Regions from separate parts of the Homo sapiens genome. Here regions 2, 3 and 4 are each linked to region 1. The links are chromatin contacts, found by Hi-C or POLR2A ChIA-PET in ENCODE. All regions are on one chromosome and are shown on one strand. Each heading gives the region's core, a stretch centred on a gene start or an enhancer-like site at or near the end of the contact. The rest is flanking DNA. Distances are from core to core; before and after follow the strand shown.

Region 1 (7,702 bases), core at 1,537-4,036:
AGTTTCCCTCCCGGCTCCTTCTCGCAGCAAGCTGCTCCACCGGGTTCGCTAGTGGCTGCTCCTCGAGGCGAGAACAGAGCCATGCAAATGCTCCAGCGTGGAGTTGGGTTTGTGAAGTCGCCAGTAAATCAGGCCGCCTCCACTAGGTGAATAACGCGGTGGCAGCGGGCCACTTTGCTAGTGCAGTCGCTGGAGGACCGCGCTCCGCACTCAGAAGGGGGCAGTTGGCTGGTGCGCGAGCGCTCCCGGCTCGCCTCTGTCCGCGGGGAGCCAGCCGGCCCCTCCGCAGGTCCCGCTCCCTGACATTTGCTGTGGTTTCACTCCCTGGCACTGAGGGCTGGGTTCAGAGATTCCCAGCTGCACTCACTGAACAGTGATTTTTTTCCCCTCCCTGAATTCTTTAGCTGCCAAAAGGGGGGAAAAAATCAAGAGCTGCTCTTAAAAGAAGTTGCCCTTGCTGGTGCTCAGGGTAAAAATAGAGGCTGCCGCTTAGACCGGCTTGGCCCTGGCTCCAGGCATCCTGCGAGCTGGGCTCGAGCAGCGGCCGCGTTCCGGCGTGATCCCTGGAAGCTGCCAGCAGGTGCTGCTCAAGGTACAGTAGCAGGGCCGAGAAGCCGGGACCCGAAGGGCCTGGGGTGCGGGGAAGCTCCGGGGGAGGGGGAAGTGAAAGAGAAACCAAACCAAGGAAGGAGAAGGAGATTCTGGTCAGGACTGGGCTGACCAGCTTGTGCCCCGGGCCCTTGAGTTCCGCAGGGAAAAGCTGATTCCCAGTCTAGAATATTCCACAGAAGCTATTTTAACCTGCCTGCTTCCTCCACCACCCCCACCTTGATTTGCACCGAGGGAGGAGGCATTGCCACTGTGGTGCAGGTGGTTGCAGAGGGGTTGCAGCACGGCTGGTAGGCTGGCCTGGCAGGTGGGCACTCGGTGGCATCAGATGGCCAGCGGAGTTTCAGAGTCACACTTGTGTTGTGGCTCCTCTGGTCAGAGAGCTGCAGATTCCTGTGACACCCATGTTTAAGAACAGCCACCAGGCTTCTCAGAAATAGTATCACTTATTATTATCTGACAGCTGCACTTGACCCCCACAGGTTCATATCATGGATCCCATTTTATAGATGGGAACACTGAGGCCTGAGTTTACACGGTGAGTGAGCAGAGGAACTGGGATCTGATCTGGGTTTGTTTTGTGCCCCCCACCCCCACCCCACGTCACCTACACACACACACACACACACACACACACACACACACACACACACACTACTTTGTGTGGAGGCGGAGGGGATGTTTTCAGGACACTAGGGTTCATGTGTGGGTCAGGGGTGAGTTTAGATGCCCTGAAGGTCATTGACTCCACTAATTCTCAGCAAAAAGGGTGGAGAAGTTTCTTTCTTATAAAGGGTTTGAGTTCACCCAGTGCTAAGCTGAGGGGCAGGTTTGGAGTTCACCATCATTAATCCTATTTCTGTCTTCGCCACTCAGATTCACTCTCTTCCTCTACAACCTAATGATTTTTTTCCTACTTCATTTCTGCATATGCAGTTCTTAGAATACTCCTTCCCCCCACCCCCATGCAGCTCAGCACCCACACTTTCTCTGTATCTAGCCAAGAGAGACCCTTTTACACAGAAAACTTCTGGTGTCCTAATGGAACCTGCTTAAGCCACACATCAGGAGGCCAGAGCCTCTATATTTTGCTTGTGGGCACAGTGAAAAGTTTATTTTATGCATGTTAAATCCTGCATACAAAACAACATATCTGGTCATATGGCTCTCATTAGCTCCCAATTTTGCACATTTTATCCAACTTGTCATGAGAACTGGGCTTATGCTTCAACTGTAGTCCTTCAAACAACCCTTCACCGTTCTTGTCAGAGGACCCCTTCCTCCTGTGTTATTTACCAGACTTGCCAACACCCCTCCCCCACAAAAAAAGCCTGACCAGCTTTACCCCTATTTCAAGGAGTGTTCACTTCTTTTCATTAATCTGCTGTTATATTTGTAACAATTTAGAAATTATAGGAGTTGAAGTTCTGGTAAAAAAGAATGATGCATGAGGGTTTTTGTTGTTGTTGTTGTTGTGTGTGTGTGTGTGTGTGTGTGTGTTTGGTTAGTTAGAATGAGATTCTAAAGACCTGGGAAGGATACTTATGAAGTTCATTTAAAGAGAATTACTATTTCCAAAGTTCTTGATTTATGAAGCAGGCATTCAATTTCAAGATGTAAAATAATAGTGTAAGTTGGTTGGGGTCGGGGGAGACCATCATCATATGATTATACAGATTTTCCCAATTTTTTTCCTCAATGAAATAGCTTATTTTAAAAATATAAAATTAGAATCCCTATAAAGAACACTACCAATTTTCTTTCCTGAAAGAAACAATAAAATACTTTGTAAATAGAAGCAACTTCATGAAGTAACAGATGTTTTATGTAAAGACATAAAACTGAACCTGAATATAACGAGACGTGTGTGCGAGTAGTAAAAGTTGAAAGTTGGACACACTCATTGAGACATATCTATTTGATTCCAATGTTTTTCTAAAAGGTAGAGTAATCCTAGCCAGAGGTTTCACTGGCTCAGTGCATCACCCAGTAGTGTCTCAGAAGCCAGGAAGGGCTTTCCATTAGATAATGAATTATGAAATGTCTCACACTGGAAAAACCAGTCATCCGCTGATGTCATGCTGATTCCAACCAATCCCAAACAAAGCCCCAGCCCTCCTCTGTTTCAGTGGTACCAATGTGTGGTGTACAAATAAGTAGTACAGTATAAAACTTCACAGTGCCAATACCATGAAGAGGAGCTCAGACAGCTCTTACCACATGATACAAGAGCCGGCTGGTGGAAGAGTGGGGACCAGAAAGGTAATGCTTTTTAACTCTTACTTCTGAGCTCTTTACACATTCAAAGATAGGAAAGCTAGGAGGAATTTTACAACTAATTGGCATTTCCAATGTGCATTGTGATGTGTACCTTTTTATATTATTCAGGCAGGTTAATACAGCTTTTAATAGTCCTAGAGCATGCAAATAGATTATATGTTTATACAAGCCACTCAGCACATATATACAAGTACATATGCCAAAGAGAAAGCTATTTTTAAGAGTTACATTCGCAAACAGTAAATTCAGGGAACACACACATACTCAGATGCAGAGAGAATCCAAATATTGATAAGTTGCACTTATCTAAATGCTGCTATTAGGACTCCTGAGTTGTTTAGAGCCATTAAACTTTTGGTTGTATTTCAGACTTTCTTGTAAAACTTAATTGAACTGCAAAACATTTTGGGTACTGTATATGTGACTCCAAATAGGTGGATGATGTTAAGTATTATAGCACAAAGATTTTTTATAAAACCATTGTAACACAAATGTCCCCTGCCTCCCCCATTCTCTTTCACCATCCCCGTAAAAAATATGAGGCTTTTTAGGCAATGTTGACAAAGTTTTAACAATAATGGTGGAGTAATTGATGTTTCTGGAGCTGAAACCCCAAAGGTGTTAGGTTACTTGTAACAGAAAAAGTCTTACAAATAGTTGTTTTGGAAAAGGGGACAGTATATATAATTCAGAAAGCATTGTTAACCTGTGCAAACTGTAATTATAACTTAGTGTCACAATTTTCTTGCCCTCTTCCCCTTGCACTCAGATCTTATCTTGTAGTAATGATATTTATTAACTCTTTCCACCTAAACTGCATTGCTTGACTGTAATGCTATGAACACACTAGGTGTCAGATATAAGCTGAGTGTATCTTCAGAAACCAAGAGGGCTTATGTGTGGGAAAGAAACCGAGAGGGAAGGAACGCTTTAACAGATGGACCCCTTAAAGATTCTTCTGCAAGATAAAAGCAATAAGACAGAAAATGAAAAAGAGGGGAGGGGGAAGAATTTTTTTTAAGCCTTAGAAAGGCATTGTTAAAAAATTCACATTTTTCTTTTTCTGTGCACACTAAAATCCATGATGATTTCATCTGCACTGTTCCTTTGAGGGAAAAAGAAGCAGTCAAGGAGGCTGTCTATGAATGCACTGGTCGGGACAGGCTTGGGGCAAGCTGAAAAAACTACCACATGACAGAGAAAAATAATTTGCCAATATATTTTAGAGAGTCTTTTCCCATAGGACCAGTTATTCAAGTCATACGAGTGCACTCTTTTTATAAAAGGATGTGGGAAAGGCCAAGAGAATTTTGCATTTTATCTGTGAAGTCCGGCGAGTGGTGGTAGGCTGTAATGTGTGAGAGTGAGTGGGTCCCCGGCAGAAGGGGGCAGCTGAACGCGACGGGGAGAAAGCGCTTCTGGAACTTGGGCTTGTGACAGGCTGCCTGCCCTCTGGTCCTTCAGTGCCCTGCTGCATTTCACAGTTGGGAAGAGTGGAGTGTATTATATGACCCCAAACAAAAGTTCCATTGCGCTCTCCTCAGATTGCCTGCCAGTGTTGATGACCTGAACATTTAAATATGAATGAATTGGGGGAAAGGACCATCTCCCCTGGATCCCATCAGGCCAGAACAATCCTCTGTTACCCCTGAGTCCCTCTTCCCTGACCTCCACTACCTGTCCACTGGACCTCCCTGCACCCTCTGCCCCACCACGTGGCCAGGTGGGCGTTCTACCACCTAGGGCTGTGGCTTGGCTGGGTGGAGGGGCGGTGGGAACACTTTTTCAATCAATTCATCCCTATTGATTGAGACACTGTGTTTGTTTGGGGTTTCTTTTCTCCCCTCCAAAAAAGGAAGAAGGTGAAACCAGGAGACTGGGCAGAGAAAGAAAAAAAAATAGTGAACAAAATTAGGATAATTTATTTTAGAAGAGAAAGTAGAACCCCCGAAAATGGTGATATTTGAAGAGAGGTGTCTGTGAGGAAGCTAAGAGCAGAAGGAGAGCAGCCTGTCAGAAAACGGGCTGTCCCTCCCTCCCTAATCACAGCCCTACTCACAGCAAACTCCCTCCCTCTCCATTCACTCACTTACTTAGGGCCAATCCTTTCTCTCTCTCTCTCTCTCTCTCTCTCTCTCTCTCTCTTCCTTTCCCTCTCTCCCTCTCCCCCTCCCTTCCCTCCCTCTCTCCCTCTCTCTCCCCCTTCTTTCCCTCTCTCTTCTCTCCCCCTCTCTCCTCTCTCTCTGTCTCTGTCTCCCTCCCATCCTCTCTCTCTGTCTCTGTCTGTCTCCCCGCCACCCTGTCTCTCCCTCCCTCCCTGTCTCCCTCCCTCCCTCCCTCCTTCCTTCTCTCTTACTCGGAGACAGTCAGAACTCTCCTCCCTGACAGCCACAAACCTACAGCACTGACTGCATTCAGAGAGGAACCTGCAAACAAAACTTCACAGAAAACTTTTTGTTCTTGTTCCAGAGAATTTGCTGAAGAGGAGAAGGAAAAAAAAAACACCAAAAAAAAAAATAAAAAAATCCACACACACAAAAAAACCTGCGCGTGAGGGGGGAGGAAAAGCAGGGCCTTTTAAAAAGGCAATCACAACAACTTTTGCTGCCAGGATGCCCTTGCTTTGGCTGAGAGGATTTCTGTTGGCAAGTTGCTGGATTATAGTGAGGAGTTCCCCCACCCCAGGATCCGAGGGGCACAGCGCGGCCCCCGACTGTCCGTCCTGTGCGCTGGCCGCCCTCCCAAAGGATGTACCCAACTCTCAGCCAGAGATGGTGGAGGCCGTCAAGAAGCACATTTTAAACATGCTGCACTTGAAGAAGAGACCCGATGTCACCCAGCCGGTACCCAAGGCGGCGCTTCTGAACGCGATCAGAAAGCTTCATGTGGGCAAAGTCGGGGAGAACGGGTATGTGGAGATAGAGGATGACATTGGAAGGAGGGCAGAAATGAATGAACTTATGGAGCAGACCTCGGAGATCATCACGTTTGCCGAGTCAGGTTGGTGCTGGCATTGGCAGGGGGTGGGGAGGGGTGGGGGGTGGGAGGGTAAAATATATTTCTTTGACAGTCCCAGGAGGAACTTCTTTTCCCTTCAGCTGGAAACTGCCTGGGAAGGTTATTAGTTATTAGGTGATGGTAGCGGACTAGCCGACGGAGGGCAGGCAGGGGAGGGGGAGAGGACTTTACAGAAAAGGAATTCTCGGTCGAGCTCTGCCTGGAGATGACTGGCTTACACTTACTAAACCCAGCGGGTCACACAGAGAGGAAGCTCGGGGCCAATGTTGAGCTGGAAGGCAGACTGTGAGGGGCTGCCTTGCCCTGCCTGTGAAACCAGATCTGAGCAGCCGGAGGAAAGCCGCGGCATTTTCGGGTGCTAGGGGAGCAGAGGAGGCTTCCGGACCCCATCCAAGTTTTTATTGAGGGTAGAGGGGTGAATGTACCAGGATTGGAGTGGAATGGCACAGATGAAGTCACTCTCTTAAAACAAACCTTCCCCTTTAAAAGTCCAATCTGGGGCCACATTGGAGAAGCAGGGCATATTTATGAGTGACAGTCATTTTTACCTTTAGAAAATGTCTATAAGTGCACAGGCACCACATTCAAGACAGGGAAGAGCTACTTTGGGGGACAGTTGTCATTGAACCAGCAGTTACTTTTGGGACACTGACTTTTGCTCTCTGAAAGAAAAAAAAATAAATAAAACAACCAGTTTTGTTCTTTCTAAAGTTACTAAGAGCTCTCTGCCAAGGAACGCAACCTTGACAAAGTACTCTCAGATACTACGCTGAACTCACTCAATCCTTAAGAGGAAGAACTTTAATAAATAGATTCTAATCGTTGGCCCAGGACCACACTAACCTGTTGCTGAATAGCAATACCTGTCAAAAGTATGGGCCCATGGACTTGGAGCCAGGCTATTTTTATAGTTAAGTGACACAGATCCTTTGCATGCCTGCAAGCCCATGCACGTCAGGCACACAGATGTGTTAATACCGTGTTACTTTCATGGTAATGCCAGGCTAAAGAATTGCATCCTTTGCCAACTCCATTTGAAAGGAATGCCATTGTTTTGTTTGGTAGAGCATATGGCCAGTAAAGTATGTGCAGGGACTCCCAGCATTTTTGTTTAAAAGTTTGCCGCAGCAGTATAAACAATTAAGGCAACACTCAGAATTTCCAATCTGAAAACCTGTTGACTCAGATGTTCTGTTTTCAAGAAAACCATGAAAGACCAGGGCATCTTTCCGGGGGTGCAGATAGCCTGCTGGCTGTGTGGCTTCCCCTTGCAGGAGAAGCCCTGGTGTCCTACAAGCTTCCCAGTTTGGCTCTCTCACCAGAAGCCTCTCTCACTTAGGGAAGATCCTACTTTCTTTCCCTAAAGCTCTTTCTTAACCCAGCCCCAAAAGGCATGATCATTAGGACTTTATCTTCTGGAGCTTTTTGAGGAAGAAAGCTAGGTTGGAACTTTTCAAGTTGACACCCATTTTTTTTTCTCAACTTTTCATGGTGGGAAAAGGTAAAAAAGAAAATATTTACAATATTTGGCTGTGCATGTGAAACAGATTTCAGTGGTCTAGAGGGTTGCTTCCTGTCTTTGTATACCAACCTCCACACATGATGGATTCAATGACAGCTCGTATCCAGTTGCCTTTAACCATGTCATATGACTAAGTATACCTATGCCTTTGACCACTTTTAACCGCACTACCGTTACTAGCAATATGCCCCTCTTTCTGACTTACTGGACTTGTATAGCAAATCACTCTCTTAGCATTTAGAGATTTGGCAGTGAAAAAATTTGACCATTTAC
Region 2 (7,702 bases), core at 3,691-6,190, 1.3 Mb after region 1:
TGTTATCACTGTAGAAAATTGGGGAAGTACAGAAAAATATAAGACGGAAAAAAAAACTGCATGATATCATCACCCAGAAGAAGCAACTATTAAGTAGCATTCTTCTTTCTAGTTTCTTTGTATGTGTTTTTACATTATTAAGGAAACTACTTTTGAGAGAAATATGACAGAAAAATTATTGGTGAGTGAAATCTAACCTAACTGACTCCATCTTGTTTCTAATTTCACAAGCTAACTGACTTCTTTAACTTTACAGTCCCTTCCAAGAGCCCTCCTTGCTCAGGGATCAAAACTGCCTTTTAAGAGTAATGAAAGAATACAATATTAGCATTAGAGAAGGGACTTGAATTCTGCTAAGATATGGCTTAATGAAATGATAACCAGCATAGTTCCCTTGCTTACCTTTCTATAAGGATTTACTATTTCAGAAGTCAAAAGACGTGTGACTTCCTAAGTGCTCCTATAGATAACATCACTATCGTCAAAACCTCCTAAGATTGGTCTTTGAAATATTTTTCAGACTTTGACATTCTGGCGAATGACTTAACTCTACCCAGACCCATGAGTCATATGAAGGAAGTAATACAACCAGTCCTGAGACCCCCCACCCAGAAACTCACTCAGAGTACTAAGATAATTTGGACACTGCTAAGATTTCATCCCCAACCAATCAGCAGCACCAAATCCCTCTCCCTCAGCCTGCCAAATTACTCTTTAAATCACTAAACTCCAAGCTGTTTGGGAGGCTGACTTGAGAAATGTCTCCCATACTTCCAAACTCCCATACTCCCATACTTCCCACACTTTGCTGGCCCTGTGATTATTAAACTCTTTCTCTACTGTAACACTGCTGTTTCAGCAAATTGGCTCCATCTCTGCAACAGGCAAGAAGAACTGGTCATGCAGTTACATGAATATCTTACTATACATGAATTTCTGGACTGCATTTTTTTAACATCCTATCACAAGCATTTTTAAATAGCATTGTTTTTAATGACACAAAATATCTTTTTCAAAATTTGCTTCAACATTCTAAGTTCATTTAAACTGGAGGGGTTTTTTTAGTTTGTTTTGTATTCAAATCAAGCCCTATTTCATAGTTAATATCACAAATAAAAAATTATTAAATTTCATACTGAAACTCTGAAGAAAATGTCTGGTCCAACTAAGATCCTTAAAAAGCCAACCTTACCCCAGTAAGGCCTGGAGGATAAAATAGCAAAATGAATCCCACCCAAGACATTTATTAATAATTAACCTGTGTGATATTAGACAATTTACATAATTTAAGAGCCTCAGTTTTGACATCTCTAAAATAGGAATCATCAGTACTTACCTTTAAAATTATTTTGACTAAGTTCATAAAGTACATTGATTCATGTACTTGGCAAATATTTGTTGATATAACTCACTATGTGCTAGGCTCTGGGTACAATGGGTAGAAAATGACAAGACAAATGAGACATACATTCTAATAAAGTAGCAGACACTAATCAAACATTCACATAAGTAATTACAAACAGTGACAGGCACTGGAAAAGAAAAGTACAAAACCCAGTGAGATCTTTTTTTTTTTTAAAGACAGCATCTCTCTCTGTCACCCAGGCTGGAGTAAACTGGCATAATCCTAGCTCACTGCAGTCTCAAACTGCTAGGTTTAAGAGATCCTCCTCACATAGCCTCCTGAGTCGCTGGGACTACTCAGATGGAGTCTCACTGTGTTGCACAGGCTGGTCTCAAAATCCTGGCTTCAAGCAATCCTCCAACCTCAGCCCCCCAAACAATGAGATCTTAGGAGAGGTGGACATAATGTTGTCTTGGTTGGGAGCGCTGAAGCCAGGAAAGAGTCCCTAGAAAAGTGATCCTAGAAAAGTCCCTAGAAATAGATTGAGATGGTAAAATTTACTGACTTGGTAAATATCATGAATATCATGGTTGAGAGTTGAAATCTAAGGGGGAAAAAGGTGTCATGATGATGCTTAAGTTTCTAAGGAGCTTTTGAGATAGTCCAGTGACAAGTTCACATGAGTAAGACTTGGGTACCAGGTGAAAGTCTGAACTGTGGATAAAAACTTGGCTGGGTGCAATGGCTCATTCCTGTAATCCTGGCACTTTGGGAGGCCAAGGCAGGTGGATCACTTAAGTCCAGGAGTTTGAGACCAGCCTGGCCAACATTAGCGAAACCCCGTCTCTACTAAAAATACAAAAATTAGCCAGGCGTAGTGGTGCATGCCTGTAGTCCCAGCTACTTGGGAGGCTGAGGCAGAAGAATCACTTCAACCCGGGAAGCAGAGGTTGCAGTGAACTGAGATCAGGCCACTGCACTCCAGCCTGGGCAACAGAGCAGGAACCAGTCTTAAAAAAAAAAAAAAAAAAAAAAAAAAAAAAAACACACACACACAGACAAAAAACTTGACTCATTTGCTTATTATCTATAATTGAAGTCATCACATGGACCAAATCATTTAGGAAGAAAGTTCACACTGCAGAGTAGGAAAAAAAGGGAGTTAAGTGAGGAGTCTGAAGGCCTCTCCCATTTGAAATCCAGGCAGAAGTACTCAGAGCGTAAGATGAGGACTGAAGAATGCCTACAAAGTAGACTTCCATTACATCAGCAAGAGGTGTCTGGTGTCATGATGCGAACAGAATGCAGTTTGACATGAATCACGGACTCCATAACTGTTAAGGAAAGGGAGCAAGCACACACAGACATCTGTTTGAGCAGTCTGGCTGTGAAGCGCAGGGATGAGCACGGACTGAAAGCACAGCATGAGCATGGCTGCAGATGGAGTTCCCATGTCGAGGAGGACTCAGGAAGTTCCCACTGGATGCTTCTACCTTCTTATTAACTGAGAGAAGATTGGGGAGTTATGAGAATGAAAGACTAAAAAAGAGTAGAGAAGTTCTGACATATCACTGAAGACAGTGGCGTAGCACCGGGACCAGTTAACACAACTGGAATACTGACATGTTGAGAGCCCAACTGAGTGACTTTCTCTATCATCTCTCAGCTATCCAGACATAGACTAAAGTATATTTACATTCACTAGCTTTAGGATGTTGCCAGATGGATATGACAAAAAGATATATGTGTAGGAAAATCCGCCAGAATGTTACTGAGCAATGAGCCACAGACTAGCTGCATAAGAAAGAAAGTGGTAAAGATAGGAGATTATGGCTAGGCATGGGGAGGTGTCTCAGTGGGTCAGAAGTCCTGATGAGGTGTAGGAGTAGTCACGATGGGAGTAGCTGAATAAGTAAGGTGAAAGAACAAGAGACGATGGATGGTTAGAATGTAGAATGCTTCAATCAGTGATTAAAGGAGTGAGGCAGGTTCGGGTTATGCCTAGAGATCCACAGTGTGAAGTACATAAAATAGTTGCTGCTATGAGACAGCAGCAACTCTCTCTCTCTCTCTCTATCCATATATATATATATATATATATATATATATATATATATATATATATACACCATATATATACCATATATATATATACCATATTATATATACACACACACAATTTCTACATATATACTTTCTATATATACAGTAGTATATTATAGTATATTATAATTATTATATAATTACTACTGTACTTGGTCCCACAAGAAAGGAACTCCTCAGTGAATTCTAAGCCCTTAGGTCTTGACTCCCAGGCCTTCACTGGCCCTGCAAATCACTCCTCCTTCTCTTCTCCTCATTCTGTTGGTTGCCTCACTCTAACAGAAAGCAAACCAGGTGATAACATGCCGTGCACACACACCACTACCAGATTCTTTATCACAGGGAGAGCTCAAATCATACGCAGCGAATTGGGCTGTAAACAGTCAGGACTGTCTCCTGTAAGAAATTCAAGAAACAATTGCTTCTGAATGAAATGATGTGGGGAGACAGCAGCAAGGGCAAGTGTCTAGAATTTTTAAAGGACAAGGTCAAAACCAAGCATTGCCTCACAGGAGACCAGATTGTATTACTCCCGAAGAAAGACATCCTTCTCACTAGAAGCTGTGCAAATTCTGGCACAACAAAATTCACTGATAGGGAAACCAAACACAAATGCACATTTTCATCATACGCTCATCGTGAGAAACCTCCTCTCCTGGAGAGGGAGATCTTTTACAAGACTGAGAAAATAATGATGGGTCAAGGAATTTGATGACACGACAAAACTAAAGAACTTCATGATCAAACTAGGAGACACAAAAGGAGAGGGAATGGAGGTTCAGTGTTTAGTTTCTCTATTTAGAGCAGCTCCACACAGAAGATGTGACCACCCCTGAGATATAAGATACAGAAGTGCAGACTGTGGAGCAGATGTGAAGGCGGGGAATTGAGAAGGTCAATTGAGAATTTCTGCTGCTCCTGGAAGTTTCTACTCCTTCCCAGGGACTTTGCTTTCTGGGCTTCCAGGCATGTTAGCCTCATTTGATGACATCCTAATTATAAAGCTGACTAAAGATGAAAACATAGGGGTTTCAGAAGTCCATGTCAACACAATATATCATATAATCAAGTGGGAAAAGAAAAAAATGTACAACTCGAAGTTCCTATGTTATCTTCTTAAGTTACTTCATCAGTGCATCTAGTATTTTCCCTGGCTTAAATAAAATACAAAAAATTTGTAGTATGTCTACTTCAAAACAAGAGCATAAACTTCAAGGCTTCCCAGGGCTACTTACTTTTTAACAAGATTTTCTTCCACAAAAGGTAACCATTGCTAAATGACTTCATCACCCACTGGAAAAAGACATTCCATGAAGTTTAACTTACCGCCATGAGAATGTTTTCTGGAATGCCAAGCAGTTATTGACTTCTGGGTCTGTGCTAGTACATCATGACAAACATAGAGCACTATTTCCTACCACTGACAGTTCAGTTCACCTTATGGCACTGGAACTGGGCTGAGCCAGATGGCAATGAGGCACAGACTGCTCTGCTTACAAATTAAGAACAGTGTCATCTATGGATGGAACAATGCCACAAATGGTAGATGAGCCCTGGAGTCTCCAACTTCACCTACTACCAATTTGGCATTGGCAGGACATTTTTTACATGGAACAAACCATGTTGAGAGCTCATTGCTAAATATAAGCCCTTGCTTTGAATTAGGTAATTCTAGAGTAACCTTGAAAGCAACATTATATACTGATTTCCTGCCCCAGATCCAGGCTAGGTTTTGCTAATTCCATAATAGGAAATTGGAATGCTCACATATATCCTTGAGGTTCCTCAAATAAATTAAATTTTACTTCCAATCCAACATATGTAGGATTTTCAATCACTCCATTTCTGATACTGGGTGTGGAGGTAATGACAAGGAGGGAAATGGGCAACTGCCTCATATATTTTCTATTCTTTACGTGTTGTCAATGGATATTATTTTTCTCATAAAGAAAACTTTGTGTGAAGAAAGCCTAGAAAGCCTGCTGTTATTCAAGAAGGCAGTTATCATGTATCTTGGGCACAAGGTAAAATGACACAGAGTTTTTCTTCCTGAGGAATATAGGCCAAAAACTGGTTTTAAGAAACCTGAACTAACTGTATTATAAAGAATGCTAAGCCAGATTATTTTGAATAGCCTGCCAAAAGCAGCTACTGCTTCACAGAAACTATGCAAAAAAAATTCTAGACAAGAGACCATATTGATTTTTCAGCAACACCCCAAGGTAAAAATTCCAAAAGAATGCTAAGCCAGATTATTTTGAATAGCCTACCAAAAGCAGCTACTACTTTATAGAAACTACACAAAAAATGCTAGACAAGGGACCATATTGATTTTTCAGGAACAACCCAAGGTAAAAATTCCTTGAGCGTATGAAATATTTTTAAGTACTCTTTGTTGTATCTCAAACATGTTACAATAATCACAGTTCTGTACCATCTATGTACCATATATGAAAATATCATTTCTGACAAAGCCTACATTTACCTCAGACTAAAGGCATTTATAGAACAGAGCTTTAGTCAAGCTGTCACCACATTTCACTACCTACAAGCAAAGAATCAAGCTAGAAAAAAATAGTAACTATAGTTACAATAAAAATATTCTAAATTGGCTTATATAGTGTATTGCCAATAATGTTTCCCAAGCATATCTGTTCATCATATCTCTGGATTTATCAATGAGAAAACACAGAGTATACATAGTGAGACAGAGATTGGGGGAGGCCCTGAAATTAGGCCTGCCCACTAGACCTAAAGTGGCATTAGAGTACAGGCCCAGGTGACAGCAGAGTTTCATCCCAGAGTATGGAAAATTTGAGTAAGTGCAGTACTAGGAAGCAGTCATGGCCAGGTATGGTGGCTCAAGCCTGTAATCCCAGCACTTTGGGAGGCAGAGGTGGGAGGATCACCTGAGGTCAGGAGTTTGAGACCAGCCTGGCCAACATGACGAAACCCTGTCTCTACTAAAAATACAAAAATTAGCTGGGGGTGGTGGCGCGCACCTGTAGTCTGGCTACTCAGGTGGCTGAGGCAGGAGAATTGCTTGAACCTAGGAGGCAGAGGTTCCAGTGAGCTGAGATTGTGCCACTGTACTCCAGCCTGGGTAACAGAGCAAGACTCCATCTCAAAAAAAAAAAAAAAAGAAAAGAAAAGAAAAGAAAGCAGTCAGCAAGATAAAGTATGGCATATGGGAGATGAAAAATTTTGATAGCAAAAGTCTTGAAACTCACAGTAGTTAAATGGCCCAAGAGATATATAGAGAGTCACAGGCTGCAGGATCCCAGATATGAGGATGAGGCTCAGAAACTCAGCACCAAATTCTCATATAAGGAATTGTGATAGCAAGGCAAAGCGTGGAGGGACAGGAACCAGACAGTTAACTCAATGAGAAACTCAGAGAATATAGGCAAAAGCAGAAGCCCAAGCCATTGAACAAAGGTAGAGCAAGCATGGAGAGTGAGCTCTGGGGAGGGTAGGTGGCTGAATATCAGATAAGAGCAACTTAAATGCTAGTTCAAGATGCTAGTTAGTTAAGCGTCTAAGACAGTATCTGGGATATTAGAACCCAATACACTTTTTAAATCAATGTCAATGTGTCACAGCAACCCAGGTAATTCAGGAAATATGAGACATTATAAGCCTTGGTGGCAAAACTGTAAGCATAAAATAGAGGAGAGTTTCAGAGAATCAAAGATAAGGACCAACTGAAAAAGGCAAGCATGCTAACAATAGATTCCCCAAACTTCCTTCCTCACAGATGATCACCCAAGTTTAAGGATGAATATTAGTTAAAGTGACATGCTGAATATACTTCTATCAGGATTTATAGGTATGTCCTATAGTTGGAACAATGAGGACCTCAGTCCTTCTTATTAGATACTTCTCATTCTTCTTACCATGGCCAAAAGTTGGCCTTGAAGCATAGAGGGTCAGCCTTTGTACCCTTTCCACATAGCTACTACCAAGTAATAGGATATACACTGATAATAAAATATATTTGCCATCCAAATTTGGGTTCCTGTACAGAGGGTTGGAATCTAAAGTATACAGACTCTCAAAACATCTTTCGGCTTGGCGAACTATGGGAAGTGTGAATGGCTACTCAGCTCATTCAGCAGAAAATGAGTCCTTATGGGAGGGTCCTGCTGACCCACAGCAGCAGGTGAAATTCTCATGGAGTAACCAAATATTAAAACAAGTCAACCCCAGCATCAGAAAAAGCATAGGGGAAGGCTCTATCTGATATATGTATAG
Region 3 (7,702 bases), core at 3,798-6,297, 1.2 Mb after region 1:
ATTTTAATGTCATTCAACGCAATTTTTAAAGCTTATTCTTACAAACACTTAATCACCACTTATTATGTGCCAGAAACTGTTCCACGTGCTTTAAAATTATTAATTTATTTAATCCTCATAACCCCATATAAAGTACTATTTTAGCTTCAGTATATGAATAAAAAAGCTGAAGCACAAAAAGGTTAGATAATTTGTTCAAAGTCACATGGCCACTAAGTGGTAGAACTGGGATTTAAACCCAGGCAGTCTGGCTACAGAGTCCACGCTCCTATTATGCTACACTCCTTTTCAAGCATTCATTCATTCTACAAATATTCACACAACACCTGCTAGTTCTCCTGAAGCAAGCCATGAGACAAGAGTTTGTGTGCAGGTGATTCATTAGTGAAGTGCTCCCAGGAGAAATCAGTCAAAGGAATAAGGAAAGCAGGACTGAGAAGGGGAAGAATCCAAACAAGGGTTTGAAGGGCCTGCCTCAGCCTAATCCTGCGGAGCTGTAGTGTGTCCACCTCAAGGCAAGAAGCAGGGCCTTCATACTGCTGCACCACTCTGCAGCATAACACTGCTGTGGAGATAAACTTCTAGACAATCCCAGCTTTCCATATGTCTGAGTGAAGTGCCTCCAGTAATTCAAGTTCAGTCCTCTGGAGAAAGTTACAAGTTCAAGTTGTTAGGAACAAAGCGTGCTGAAGGTGGAGGATAGACTTAACAGAGGTCAAAAAGTGGACTCAAGGGATCTGGGCACAGGGCAAACAATATGTATTGCATCTAAGGCACTGTACCAAGCATTAGAAGAAGCAAGATGAATGAGACCAATACACTCCCCTTCAAAGAGATTATGTGTTGGCAGAAAGACAGGCATACTTTATGTAGGGTACATGGTGATAAATATTATAAGAGGGGCAAACACATTGCTAAGAAGTTAGAGAGAAGAGTAACAGCAAATGTTTTATCCCCTGGTTAAAGGAGTCACAAAAACATCATTAAAGATGTAGCATTTGATCTAGGTGTTGTAAATGGAAAGACTTGGGGAAAGCCTACAAGACCATTCAAACATGAGCAGCCACACCGAGATATGAAGGTATTGAGCACTTTCATAATCATACCACTCAGCAATATTGTACTTCCTTACAATATTGTTAGAATACTGGAATATTGGAATTTGTCATGAGTTCCCCAAAAAGTATTAGAAATACACACTGTCAGGCTCCACACAAGACCTACTGAATCAGACACTCAGAAGTGGGGTCCAGCAGGCTACGTGTAAACCAGCTCCGCAGGAGACTGTGATGCCTGCTTAAGTTGGAGAGATACTGTTCTATCACACCCAGGATCATGGGCCTGTGAAAGCTCAACCAAGCGCTAGACATCAGGCCACCTGGGACCCACCAGCCCAGCATCACACTCATACACACTCCTGGTCTGGAATGAATAACACCCAGGACTGAAAAGGGAGTTTAGACTAGATGAAGGGACAGTCATCCAAAGAGCAGCCTTTTGTGAAGAACAAGCTTGAGGCTCAGAATTCCATGAGGCCTAATCAGTGAGAAAAAAAAAAAAAGACAAAGAGGAAGGGTTTCATTGATCAGAGAGTGCATCCTGGACCATCGAGAGCTGACCATCCTCCCATCCATTTCCTGGAAGTTCTCAGAGTTCTTGATCTTCCATTTCCTTTGGGAACTGGTCCAGCTCTGGGGGCTCATAAATACCCACACTGCCTCATAAAATGACTGGTCAAAAGAGGATGAGGGCAGGCCGTACTACTTTGAGATCATATGTCAAATACTATATAGAACACCAGATATTTACTACAGAAAAAACTGTTGAGCAGTGACCATTAATATATTAAAGTATAGTTTATGAAGGAATAGCAGTTTCATGGGCCAGGATATGCAGAAGGAATAGCAGTTTCATGGGCCAGGATATGCAGAATGGTGACATGAATGTATGATGATGGGGACAGGCATTAAGGTCAGGATGAGGAACCATTAGGCAGAGGAGTGAAATAAACAGAAGTCATGCTTTAGGTAAATGATTGTCAAGTTTTGCAAAATGGATTAGAAAGGAGAGATGCTGGAAGAGGAAAAATCTGTTAGGCTCAAAAGTACAACTGTTGATAGGAGGAAAATATATGAGAAACTGACATATATGACATAAATTAAGAATATGACAAACACAAGTCTAAGGGAAGTCAAGGGAACATTTTTATGCAGACTGTAGATATCAATAAATACAACACACCTCTTCTGTAAAAGTCAGCTTTTTAGCTGAAACACCAAAGTCATTCTTACCCTCAAGACATTGGTCATTAAAATTACCCACACAATAAAACATAGTACAGAGAAGCTACAACTACACTATGCTGTTTAACTCTCACATTTACCATGGAAGTGTTCTAAAACATGAACAAGCTAAATGATTCCAGTTGTCTTTAAGACAAATGCATGCAATCACACTTTTAGCTTAAACCTACAAAAAGATTCATTCCCTAACAAGTTGGCAGGTTATGAATGAACAAAATGACAATCTACATGCCACTAAACTCTCCAGATCTGTTGTTACATTTAGGGAAACCATCCACCATCAGAGTTAGGCATTATCTTATTATCAGCTCATCAAAAAAAGTTATCATCTGCGCAGATTTACAATTTAACATTAATATCAAGTATTTATTGAGTGCTCATAATGTGTCGGGCACTATGCCACTTACATGCCTTACAACATTTATTGCTGAGCACAAAGAATTAAATGCATTGCCTAAGTTACACAGCTTTTAAGTAGAAAAGCCAGGATTCAAATCCAGATCTGCAGACCCCAGAGTCAGAGTTCAATGCACTAAGCAACTTTTCTTCACACATTAGCCTTTTTAATTTAATCCTCCTAACAGTCCTTGTTTGAGATAGTCATTGTTATCACCATTTTACAGGTGAGGAACATGAAACACGAAGAAGTTAGGTGCCAGGTTAGCCCACTGGGAAGATCTGATCTGAGTTGTCTAAGTTCCCAGGGCAGGGCTGCCCCACTATCTGATATAGGGGATACTCGCATTGGAGGCATCCTCAATATTTCCAAAACACATCAATAGTTTCTGAGAAAGAAAACAGAACATTTGAAACATAGCCCAGCTTGTGCACATGCACACACACACTCACACACACACACACATAATGTGGCAGCTTAGTAAACGAGGTAGATGGTGTGGAAAGTGTCTACATTTTTAGCTTTTTACTATCAGTTAATGATTATCAGTCTACGTGTAGAGGGTGGACATATATCGATATAGATAAATACATAAATATCTATATTTAGAAAGAAATCACATGGATTAGCTGTGATTTCTGTAAATCCATGGAGAAATTCTCATATATTATTATAAAAAATAAAAAAATTATCTCGATAGAGAAAACATGCAAGTGCAATGGCATTGATCAAGGGTTACATCATTCGCGGTCAATTTTCCATGTCTATTCTGTATGATACAACTCTTAAAGACAACATCAATCCAGAGATCATATACATTTTCCTAACTAAAGACCCTTTGCACTATCTGAATGTTATTTTCTGAAAGAATAACCCTTAGTTAATTCCTAGGAGTTCCCTAATTTGCACCCATACCTCAAATTCAACTCATTCTTTCTTTAATGCATCAGTTTTCATTTTGAAGAGAGAACGTATACAGCATGACAAAAGTAAACTCAGAAACACTGCAAGGTATTTTGTTTTTGAATGGGGAACACAAGTCCAAAAGTAATTATTACCTGCCCAAATATTTCCACAAACTATTGTTACCATTTTGAACACTTTTTATCAGTATTATTTTAATTCTGCAAGTAAATATCTTCTGCTCAACAGACATGCAAAGATCATTCACTCCCATTCTTTAGGAGAATGGCCAGAAGCATCTCAAACTCTGAATAGGGAACGAAAGATGCAAGCTCAGCCAGGTACAAGGTCTGCAATCACAGCCACAGCTTCATATAAACAGAAATCAGGATTTCTCCAATCCTGTGATTATGTCAGGAAATCTCAAATCCCTGAACCAATTGATTAATACAACGATGATGGGTTCAGGAAACAAAGCTGGGTGGTGGGGGTGGGGATGGGGGGCTGGAAGGGGCTGGGCAAGAAAGGCTACACTTAAAACATAATTTGCCCTTTTCCTTCCATGCCTATGGGGAAAGTGTGATGGAAGATGTCACCCAGATTGCAGCCTATGTGTTTGGGCAAAGTTCTAGGTTATCATTTATGTATCCTACTTGCACTTTGATCTTTGTCATGCTGACAAAGGAAATGAGTGGAACAAGCCAGGCAAACCCCCAACGCATGGTAATCATGACAGATGAGTGGGGGAGTTGAGCCATTCCAGCTGTCCTCGCAGGCCATCACCAGGCCCTGGGTGATCTATTAGTAGGGTGAGCCCAGGTGCAGGGACTCCGCTCCAGGCTCAGAGAGTGCAGCCCCAGCCATTAACTGATGTAAGCCATGGAGTAACTTATGAAAAAAGCATGCAACAGGAACAGCAGTCAGGAAATGGTTACAAATTAGAAACAGAGGTATGGAGGGCAGAGGGGCCTCTCATGCCACAGTAATAAAAGCAACTTCCTCTTTTTCCTAATTTCAGAACCACAGAGTAGAATTCTCTCCATATGAAATTCCTCACAAGTCGCAGGCTGCACTAAACCACCGCCTGTCCCTTTCAATGTATCACAGTGTACTCACATGGAAACAGATGTTGCCGCCTTCCTGTCACACTGTTAAGGGAAAGTGTGCTGTGACGTGGGGAATGGTGACCTATGAACTCTCAAGACAATTCTCTAGCACCTCATAGATGCTTTTGTTTTCTAGAAAATCGGGATCCTTAAAGTTTGATAAAGCATTCCAAGATGGTGTAGCTCAAGTTTGATGAGTCTGATAGGCTCTGTTATTGAGCTGAAGGGAGCCTCTCACAGCTTGCAAGTCAAGTACAATGCTGACCTGTGAAAGCTCCTTGATTTCACTCTGACTGTCTTCCTCAGGCTGGCTGACTCAGCACCCTTGCCTCAGACCAGCTTCCTGTACTGGTCAGAATAATTCACCCTCTTATCTGTGTCTTCAAGATTATTTTTACATGGCTGTATTGTGACACTTATCCTACCACATTGTAATCAGTCATCATGTTTATGTTTGTCTCTCCAACTGAACGGTCTCTTCTTGTGGACAGGATGTATGCCTTCTACTGCCTTCCATCCATAGGAGTGATCACTTATGGTGCCCATGGGTGTATGTGGAGTGAATGATGGATACACTTCAGCCTGAACTGTCAATGTTTATTATGACCGAGCACAACATATATATTTATTTCTCTTTCTGTCTGTTTTAGATTGTATACTTCCCTGTGATTTAACTAAGCCATTTCTCTGTTTACAAACTTTGAAAGACAGCTTAAAGATGTTTTAAAGTTATATGTGAGTATAGGTTGAGTATGTTTACAGAGGATAGTATTCCTGGTAGCATTCAGCCTGGAAGTCAATTCTCTCCCTCAAAAGACACATAATATCCCTAAGGAAAATAAATAGAACGTTATATTCAGCAGAAACGTACTTAAACCTCTTATTCCAGAAATCAACTTTTCAATGCAAAGGCCAAAACCGTCACTAAGGATCACCAAAGGGTGGAGTGGGAACTAAGAGAACAAGAAGTTTGTAATCCATAAAATCACAAGTGTTCCAAGAGGAGGATGTCCTAGGAGAACCTGCTGGGCAAAGAGCATGCCCACTTGAATACAGAGGGCCTGAGAAAAGAGCTCAGTGAGGGCCTCCGAGCAACAAGGCATTGCAGAGACATGGCACACTGCTGCCTGAGGGAAGGCAGGGAGAAGGCTGCCACAGGCACCTGACAAGACAAGAGAAAAGAGAAGAAAACAGGTAAAATGGGTAAAACAGAAGGCAAGAATAAGGGAAAGTGCTGCAGTAAGATTTTGTAGCCAGAAGAGGAGAGCTGTAGTACTATAGTAAATGGATCCTGAAGAACAAAGATGAAATGTATGTGAACTCTGAAAAACATCTAGAGCCCCTTGCGACACCTCAAAAGACACAATGAGAGTAAAATGGAAAAAGAACAGAACAATGGCTATTCTGGCTAGGAAGAACCTGCTAAGTGAATTGAAACTGGTGGACAAAGGGAAGTATATTCATATTTGATTTAACTGTTCAAATAATTATTTAGTACCTTTAGTTAATGCTTTTGCCATAGCATATGATTACATGGTTCTGAAATAAATGCTTTTGGTTATAAGTCTCAGAATAAGAGCCCTGAAAGGATATTGTATGTATAACAAATGCTTCAATGTGTGGTTGCTCTCCTCTACCCAAGCAGGCATAAACAGTTCTTGATGGAATCTGCCTCTACTCCTGCTTTCTCATACAAGAAGAGAAAAGGTACAATAGAGCAGAATTGGTGTCAGAAAGCAAACGCAACTTCATGAAAGACTAGGTATTCCAGGGAAGAACAATTCTGGATTGTTAGCTAGCAGGAATACTTAGTAACACTAGCAACACTGAACACAATACAAATAGTCCTTCCCTATACGAAGAGATACAACCAATAGCAGAGGAGAAGGCATTCATATCCCATAAAAGGAAGAGGACCAGAGTCACAGACAAGACCAAAGAGGATTTAAATTTGATTAAATTTCTTAATCGGGTAGTAGAGCCACCAGCATAGATAACAATTTATGACTGTTTAGAGTCTCTTCATCAGGTGGTAGAGCCACCAGCATAGACAGCAACTGATGATTGTTGATATCCTAAACCACTGATTGTAAAGTCTCCCAACCCTTCTCTCAGCTTCCAGTGTCTAGCCCTTGCAATCTATCTTTTGTGACAAGATCAAAGTAATCATCCTGAAATAAACCCAAACATGCTATCTCCTCCTTACAATCCTCTCCTAGTTGCATTCCACTGCCTATGAAATGAATTCTCAATTGTTCTAGGACAGCACTGTATATTCCTCAGAATCTGACCCCGAGCTACCCTGCCAGTTTTATCTTCCACTGTCCACTCCCCTCATCTTTTTCTTCTGCTACACAAGACTCTTCAACAACTCAGAAACATTTATGTATATTCAAATGTCTATACTGCCTCCTCATGCTATTTCCACACTTATAACCTGCTTTCCACAACTCACACACCTAAATCATATTTATCATTCAAGGCCCTCCTCAAATGTCTTTTTCTCAATGAATCTTTCCTTGGGCCAATCAATCATAATAACTGTTCTTGCCCTTATGTTCCGACCACATTATGCTAATGTCTGACTGCATCACCACTGAAAACTGACATACTAGAGAGTTGTGTGTGTCCAATGTTCACACTAGATAATAAATTCCTAAGGCAGAGGTACACTGTCTTTTCCATCTTTGGTTTCCTCCTAGACAATTTCAGCCAAATGCTTGCATTTCTTTAAGGCTACCTCTAATTTGACATTCAACTAAATTCAGTCATTATTCCAGGATTTATTGTTTATTCCTAGTCATTACAAAAGAGTTTTATTTTTAATATTTTCTATTCATAATTCATTAGCTAAGTCTACAGAAAGTGTATTATCAGACCTAATAACACATAAAAGTCTCCCTTGAAAGAGACAGAATTTTATATTGAGCAGAAACATAATGAAGCCTCTTATACCAGAAATCAGCTTTTCAATGCAAAGGCCAAAACCCTCA
Region 4 (7,702 bases), core at 1,753-4,252, 1.0 Mb after region 1:
AAACATTATGCAGGATCTGGTATATACTTTTCCTATTTAGCCCATGAATTGAAAACATATATTGGCAAAAGATCAAGATGCAAGATCTCATAAAACATATTTCACTTGTTGCCCTGATGATAAAGTAATAATTGTTAGAAAAGTAATAGTAGCCATATTTCAATTCTATACTGTTTCCAAGCATACTCTATATGCTATTTTATCTAAATTTAACAATAACTCCATGAAGTAAGTTTTTTAATCAGTCCCTTTGCTAGATGAGAAGACTGATGATGCTTACAAAGTAAGCCTAGCACTGTTCAGTCCAGAGCTTTTGGTCATATCATTATGTGTCAATGCCTCCTGTTTCCGGCTCCCACATCTCCCCAACCCCATCCAAATCTAATCAATTACCAGCTACTGTTAATTATATATTTGGTATTACTCATTTTTATCTGCTTTCCAGATGTGACTAGCCTCAGCCACCTCACTGGTCTCCCTGACTCCTCTCCAATCTGACTGCGGCCACAGACATCTTTCTTGTCTATACTTGTTCATATTTCTCCACTGTTGTTCAAAGAATTACATCAAAACTCCTTGACATGATACTTCTGAATTGTGTCACTTACCCCTTCCTTGCTTTCCAGCCCCATCTCCCAGCAGTCCTCTCCATTCTGACACCTCTGTCTCCGAACTCTTACTGCTCATTCTGTGTTTGATCCATATTGGATGTCTCCCCGTTCCTGATGCTTTTCCAGCTCCAGGCATTTGCAGCCGAAAGCACCTCTGCATGGAGCAATTTCCCTGACTCTTTTTGCCCAACTCCCATACCTCCTTCATCTTAGACATCACTTCTGACCCCCAGCTGTAGCTTAAGTGGCCTCACTAGACGTTTCTTTTAGCACGATGTGCTTCTATTAATCCAGGCCTCAGTGTTGTGCTTTTGTCTCTCTCTGAGCCTAGCATAACTAAACTTGCACAGTTAACTACTCATTCTCCTTCTAAAACACACCACATTTTCTACACATACAAATATATATGCATATAGGCAACATATATTTTATACATATGTGATTACACATTAGAAGATTTGAGAAATTGGTCAGGCGTGGTGACTCACGCCTGTAACCCCAGCACTTCGGGAGGCCGAGGCGGGCAGATCACCTGAGGTCAGGAGTTTGAGACTAGACTGGCCAACATGGAAACCCCGTCTCTACTAAAAATACAAAAATTAGCTGGGCATAGTGGCACGTGCCTGTAATCCCAGCTACTTGGGGAGCTGAGGCAGGAGAATTGCTTGAACCCAAGAGGCGGAGGTTGCAGTGAGCCAAGATCACACCACTACACTCCAGCCCAGGCAACAGAGTGAAACTCTGTCTCAAAAAAAAAAAAAAAAGATTTTAGAAATACATATATAATATTACATATAATTATCTAACAGGAGGAGAGATTCTCTTTTCAACTCTAGAGTCATACTCTAATTTATATTCTTAATGATCTTACTCCACCTTCTAAGTAGACTAGGTTCAATCAAAAACTTTCCTAATATACAGCACTCACCTCCACCTTCTGCATCATGGACGGCAGAACTTCTCATCTTTGTCTCCTAAATCACTGACTTGATTTTCTATAGTTCTTTACTATCATTGATATACATTCTAATATTGCTATGTACTTAAACAGAAAACTATTTCTATACCAACCTTTCCTCTAAAAAAAGACAAAAACAAAAACAAAAAAACCAGACTGTCTGGATTTCTTCATTTCTACTTGTGAACTAGAGTCATTTTTATACATTTCCCAATTTATTTTTATTTATTTTACTGTTTTATTTTTCATGGATGAGGCTCTTTTTCGGAAGTGGAGGCACACATGCCGGGGCCACAATTTTTGGTCCCCGTCCAGGTTCTTTCCTGCTGTGGTTGGTGAGAATTCCTCTGTAGCTGTTAAATGGTTCACAACTGTCTTTGGTTTTCATAACTGTTTTGCCTTTTTAAATGTCTTCATGAGTATTTCAGTAGAGAGCCAGGGAAGGACATTTCATAAAATGTGAATATGATGCCATTTTGAACTGAAATCCCTGCCCATCCTTAAAGGACTTATTCTTCTGCCATTATTGGCACCAACCAGCTCTATTTCTCTGAAGTGAAGCATCAGATTTGGCAATAAACTGCAATAGGGAGCTTGCACTACAAGGTAATGAAACTTTCCACAGACTGTGTATCCTATAGTAAAAGTCTCCATTTTATGTAGCCACTCCTTTTATAAAATTTATACCTTCCAAGAAGAAATAGTACTTGGTACTTTAACAATAACAAACCTGTTCTTTGAAAAAACCAAAGAATGGACTCCTAGTTTAAGCCTTTTACATTTTTTTCTTGCATAATATGCTTAATCTTTAATCGGATCAATCCTCATTTTAACAGAGCTTTTAAAAGTGTAAAGTCTGTGGCTAGTTTTCTTGTTGTTATTGTTGTAGTGCCTGTTTGTTATTAAGTGGCTTTGACAGAAAATGAGTTTGGGTCGTAGAAAAGGTTTCTAGATATCTGGAATATCTTTTAAGGTAGCAAAAACCCTTTGTATAATTGAGGGAAGAATTATTGATCTCCAACAGTACAAAGTCACAATGCATAAATTTTAGACCATGAAAGATAGAATCGGCTCCAAAGCATAGGCAATTTTGTTTCAAAGACTGGTTTTTGTTCATGAAAAAAATGTAATGCAGTTAGTCCCCTCATATTTATTAAGTGATAGGTGACTATAAAAGAAGTTTATGAATTGTACAGCCTCCATTTGTATGTTGTACTTCAGTCAGAGACATTTTATGGATGGTTATATAATACTCTTCAGCTTTACATAGCGCCCTTAAATAGAACCACAAAACTCCTCACAGAGAGTTTCATTCATAAATAAATAAAAAAGGAAAAGAAGGCTTTGAGGCAAGATTTAAATAGAGGAAGTGACTCAGTGGTTCAGAGGGAGTTTTGGCAAAGAGATGAAATAGCATCCACAGAAGAAGAAACTAAATGATGAAAGGCCACGGGAAGTTAGAGTCAGAGCAGCAAAGAGAGGAGCAGAGCCCACAGGTGGTTTATAAGAAATACTTAGCACAGAGCAGCATTAGAATCCATGTTGGTGAGAGTAACAGACACATCACTCTACAGAAGATCAAATCAGTGATTAAGGGGCAAAGATGAGAAGTTCTCCTGATACATAGAAGAAAGAAACAAAGAAATGAAAACAACATGAGAAAGAAGATAACAGACATGGAGGATGGAGATTCCAAATTTTAATCTAAACAAAATAGAATTTTCCAAATAAGAAACAAAGACAAATGGAACAAAACTAGTTATAAGTTATTGAAGAAAATATTACTGATATTGATAGAGATCTAAATATTGTGGTTTAAAAGTAAATACTGAAATTCTGGAAAACACAAACTAATTTACAGTGGCATATTGCAGGTTGCCAAGGTCTGGGATGAGGGAAGATCGCCTACAAAAGGGCATGAGGGAGCCTGCTTGGGGGATTGTGGTGGTGGGTACACACCAACACATTTATCATTTATACATTTATCAAAACTCATCAAATTGTACACACGAAAAGGAGGCATTTTATTGTATGTAAACTATACCTAAATGAAATTAAAATTATTGAAATTTTTATTTTGAGATGATTGTAGATTCACATGCAGTTGTAAGAAATAATACAGAGCTCCGACATAACCATTATGCAGTTTCCTTCAATGGTAACATCTTGTAAAACTATTGTTCAGTCTCACAGTGAGGATGTTGACATTGATAGAGTAAAGATATATTCCATCACCACAGTCCCATAACCACAGGGATCCTTCATGTTGCCCTTTGACACCCACATCCACTTCCTTTCTGTCCTCACCTTCTCCTTAAATCCTAGCAACCACTCATCTAGTTTCCATTTCTATAATTTTGTTATTTCAAGAATGTACATATAAAAGGAATCTTATCATATGTAACCTACTGGGATTGTCTTTTTCTCTGGGCATAATTCCCTGGTGATCCATACAAGTCACTGCAGGTATCAATAGTTTGTTTCTTCTTATTACATTCTGTAACTTGTCTTTTCATCTCTTAATAAAGTATCTCACAGAGGAAAGTTCTTAATTTTGATGAAATTCAATTCACCATTTTTCCTTTTACAGACTGTGGTCTGATGTCAACTCTTAAGATCTCTTTGCTTAACCCAGATCCTAAAGATATTTCTACTTAAAATTTGTGATGTATTTTGAGTAAATTTTTGTATAGGATGTGAAACTTAGGTTAGGTTTTTTGTTTTGTGTTTTGTATTGCCTATGGATGTCCAATTTCTCCAGCACCATTTGTTAAAAAGGTTCTCTCTCCCTACTGAATTGCTTTTGCACCTTTGTCAAAAATCAATTGGGTATATTTGTGGGGATCTATTTCTGGGTTCTCTCTTCTGTTCACTGATCTATGTGTCTATCTGTTCTCTGTATACAATCTTGTTTACTGTAGCTATAAAATAAGTCTTGAAACCAAGTAGACGAATTCCTACTTTCCTAATCTTCATTTTCAAAATTGTTTAAGCTGGACTAGATCCTTTGCCTCTAAATAAAACATTTAGAATAAGCTTGTTTATGTTTTGCTTGGATTTTGACAGGAATTCCATGAAACTTATATATGAATTTGGAGACATGACATCTTTCCTATATTATCTTCTAATTTATGAATACAGTATATCTCCACTTTAAAAGTATATTTGATTCACCAGCATTTGTAGTTTGTAACATACAAGTGCTATATATGTTTTGTTAGGTTTACATCTATTTCATTTTTATCCTTGAGAGAATGTAAATGGTACTGCATATTTAATTTTGGTGTCCACATGTACACTGCTAGTATATAGACATACAATTGATTTTGATGTGTTTAACATGCACCCCCTAACTTGTTGAACTCAATCTTTAGTTCTAGAAGTATTCAGTAAATTATGTCATTTGTAAACAAAGACCATTTTATTTTCTACCTTTCCAATTCACATATCTTTTATTTCCTTTCACTGCCTTGTTGTGGAGGCTAGAACTTCCAGAACTTTGTAGATGCTCTTTTTCAAGTTGACAAAGTTTTCCTTTGTTTATACTTTTCCGAGAGTCTTATAATGAATGAGTGTTTCATTTTTGTCAAATGCTTTTTCTTCATTGACTGACATGATTATATGGTTGTTCATCTTTAGCCTGTTAATATGATGGATCCATGGTGTCCCACAGATTGAAAGACTCAACAGATGAAAAGTGCCAATTCTCTCCAAATTGATATACGGGTTTCACACAATTCCTATCAAAATCTGAGCAAGACATAGATAACATTTGGTTTTCAAGCATTGTAACTTGCACCCTGGAATAAACCCAATTTAGTCATGGTATATAATTATTTTTATATATTGCCAAATTCCATTTGCTAATATTTTAAGTATTTTTGCTTCTATATTCATGATGGATAATGGTCTGTAGCTTTCTTTTGTGTACTGCCTTGTCTGTTCATAAAATGAACTGGAAGTGCTCTGTCCTCTTTTAATTTCTAGAGGTTTGTGTAAAATTGGTGGGTTTTTTTGTTTTTTTTAACATTGGTAAAATGTTCCCTTGCAATCATCTGGGCTTGAAGGTTTCTTTTGGGGGAGTTTTAAAATTTTGACCTCAATTTTATTAATAATTGTAAGGCTATTTATATTATGTGTTTAATATTGAGTGAGTTGTAGTATTTTGCATTTTTGAAAGGAGGCCAATTCCATCTAAGTTGTCAAATTTAAGTCAGGCACAGCCACTCAAGAGGCTGAGGCAGAAGGACTGGTCAAGCCTAGGAGTTTGAGGACGGCTTGAGCAACATGGCAAGACAATGACTCTAAAAAAAATTTTTTTAATGTCAGATTTATGTGTGTATAGTTGTTCGTAGTATATCTTTATTATCCTTTTGATGTCTGCAAGGTCTGTAGTAATATCCTGTTTTATTTCTGACATTAGTACGTTCTTTCTCCTTTTTAAGTTTGTCAGTCTTTGAAAAGGTTTGTCAATTTTATTGGTCTTTTCATAAAACCAGCCCTTTGTTTCATTGATTTTCTTTCTTGGCTTTCTGCTTTGAATTTCACTGATTTCTGCTTTTACCTTTATTAATACCTTCCTTCTCTTTCTGTTTTATTTTGCTCTGCTTTTTCTAGGTTCTTGAAGTAAGAAAGATCTTAGATTACTGATATGAAACTCTTCTTCTTCTTCTTCTTTTTTTTTTTTTTTTTTTTTTTTGAGATGGAGTCTCCTGTGTCACCCAGGCTGGAGTGCAGTTTCCTCGTAGCTTCCATGATGTCTGATGAGAAAGCTACTGGCATTCAAATTGTATTTCCTCTGTAGGAAAGGTGTTATTTTTCTTTAGTTGTTTTCAATATTTTTTTCTGTGTCTTTAGTTTTTAGTTTTCAGTATTATGATGTATTTTGGCATGAATTTCTTTAAGTTTTTGTTTAGGGTGTGCTCCACTTCTTGAATCTCTACAACTATGTCTCTTAACAAATTTGGTGAGCTTTTCATCAAATTTTTTCTAGTACTTTTTCCACCTATTCTTTTTCTTCTATCTTTCCTGGTCTCCAGTAACAGGGCTGTTAGATCCCACAGGTCCCCAAAGCTCTGCTTATTTCTTTTTTTCTAGTCTATTTTCTATCTGTCGTCCATTAAGGGTGATTTATTTTGTTCTATCTTCAAGTTTACTGATTCTTTTCTTGGTTCCCTTCATTCTGCTGTTAAATCCACCATTAAGTTGAGGGTTTTTTTGTTTTGGGGTGGTTTTTTTTTTGGTTATTGTATTTTTCAGTTCTAAAATGTCCATTTGATTCTTTTTTAGATCTTCTATTTCTTTGCTGAGACTTTCCATTTCTTTGCTGAGATTTTCTATATTTTCATTTCTTTCAAGCATATTTATAATTGCTTGAAGTATTTTAATTATGGCTGCTTTAAAATATTTGTCATATAATTCTAGCATCTCTGTTGGCATCTATTGAGTGTCTGTTTTCATTGAATTTGAGATATTCCTAGTTCTTGGTTGGATGAGTAATTTTTTTTTTTTTTTTTTTTTTTGAAGCTTACACAATTTGGGTATTATGTTATGTGACTCTGGACCTTATTTAAACCTTCTGTTTTAGCTGGCTTCATCTAACTCTGCTTCAATACAGCCACCCCTGTACTGGCAGGTTAGAGTAGAAGTCTAGGTTCCCCATTTGGCCTATGTTAGACCTTCTGGAGAGGAGGAAACCACTCATCACTAGGTAGGAGTGGGAGTTCTGGCTTCCCAGTAGGTCTCCACTTAAAATTGCCCTGAATGGAAGGGGCAAAAAATCTTTGTCCTATTCCTCATGTGGCACCGACATCACAGAAGGGGGCCTTGCTACTACTGAGTAGAGGGAAAATTCCAGCCTCCCTATGTGGTCTCAGCCTGGCAGAGATGAAAGTCCTAGTTCTTTATTTGGCCTTCTCTGAACACCCTGTCAGGGGGGTTGGAGTGTCTCATTATACCCTGACAAGGGTAGAAGTCTAGGCTCCCAACTTGGCTTTAGAGTGACTGGGGGTGAGTTCACAGTTTTTCAGTGGTGTTTGGCTAGAGTACAGCAGTTATTGTCTAAAATATTTTTGTCTTGTGAGGCTGCCCCTTTCCTTGTCTTTTGGTGTTCTTGGAGCTTTCATTGTCCATG

What was found. Hi-C counts contacts between places; a loop is a spot of excess contacts on that map. ChIA-PET counts read pairs that join two places held with the same protein, here RNA polymerase II (POLR2A). Pooled maps may share reads with other maps.
Region 2: a map of ascending aorta shows a loop between it and region 1 (5-fold over the local background). The contact joins the enhancer-like site here to the promoter of INHBA in region 1. A Hi-C loop is called at or near these places in 3 of 168 maps with a recorded cell type or tissue (MCF 10A, PC-9 and ascending aorta) and 9 of 50 pooled maps.
Region 3: a loop to region 1 is called in a pooled map, with 2.8 times the contacts of the local background. The contact joins the enhancer-like site here to the promoter of INHBA in region 1. A Hi-C loop is called at or near these places in 2 of 50 pooled maps.
Region 4: a map of PC-3 shows a loop between it and region 1 (2.8-fold over the local background). The contact joins the enhancer-like site here to the promoter of INHBA in region 1. A Hi-C loop is called at or near these places in 2 of 168 maps with a recorded cell type or tissue (IMR-90 and PC-3), 1 of 37 single-sample maps with no recorded cell type and 4 of 50 pooled maps. POLR2A ChIA-PET finds 5 or more read pairs at or near these places in 1 of 52 experiments (IMR-90).

Annotation. Positions count from the first base shown.
Region 1 is chr7:41,698,174-41,705,875 of GRCh38, reverse strand. INHBA (inhibin subunit beta A) reads left to right here and starts at 2,786. Exons shown (of 3, transcript NM_002192.4): 1 at 2,786-2,871; 2 at 5,359-5,889. The coding sequence starts at 5,502. All of the region lies in intron 1 of INHBA-AS1 (INHBA antisense RNA 1), which reads right to left. RefSeq lists an enhancer at 656-745.
Region 2 is chr7:40,434,834-40,442,535 of GRCh38, reverse strand. The region is part of intron 9 of SUGCT (succinyl-CoA:glutarate-CoA transferase); the gene reads right to left. Among named protein-coding and RNA genes, the nearest start is that of SUGCT-AS1, 110 kb to the left of the region's middle. Within about 2 kb of position 4,940, at least 6 of the 41 ENCODE cell types and tissues checked have a DNase peak (open chromatin) inside an H3K27ac peak, as active enhancers do; they include PC-9 and ascending aorta, where a contact is called at or near this core.
Region 3 is chr7:40,549,161-40,556,862 of GRCh38, reverse strand. The region is part of intron 12 of SUGCT (succinyl-CoA:glutarate-CoA transferase); the gene reads right to left. Among named protein-coding and RNA genes, the nearest start is that of SUGCT-AS1, 6.0 kb to the right of the region's middle. RefSeq lists an enhancer at 4,959-5,253. Within about 2 kb of position 5,047, at least 3 of the 41 ENCODE cell types and tissues checked have a DNase peak (open chromatin) inside an H3K27ac peak, as active enhancers do.
Region 4 is chr7:40,668,736-40,676,437 of GRCh38, reverse strand. The region is part of intron 12 of SUGCT (succinyl-CoA:glutarate-CoA transferase); the gene reads right to left. Among named protein-coding and RNA genes, the nearest start is that of SUGCT-AS1, 130 kb to the right of the region's middle. Within about 2 kb of position 3,002, at least 2 of the 41 ENCODE cell types and tissues checked have a DNase peak (open chromatin) inside an H3K27ac peak, as active enhancers do; they include PC-3, where a contact is called at or near this core.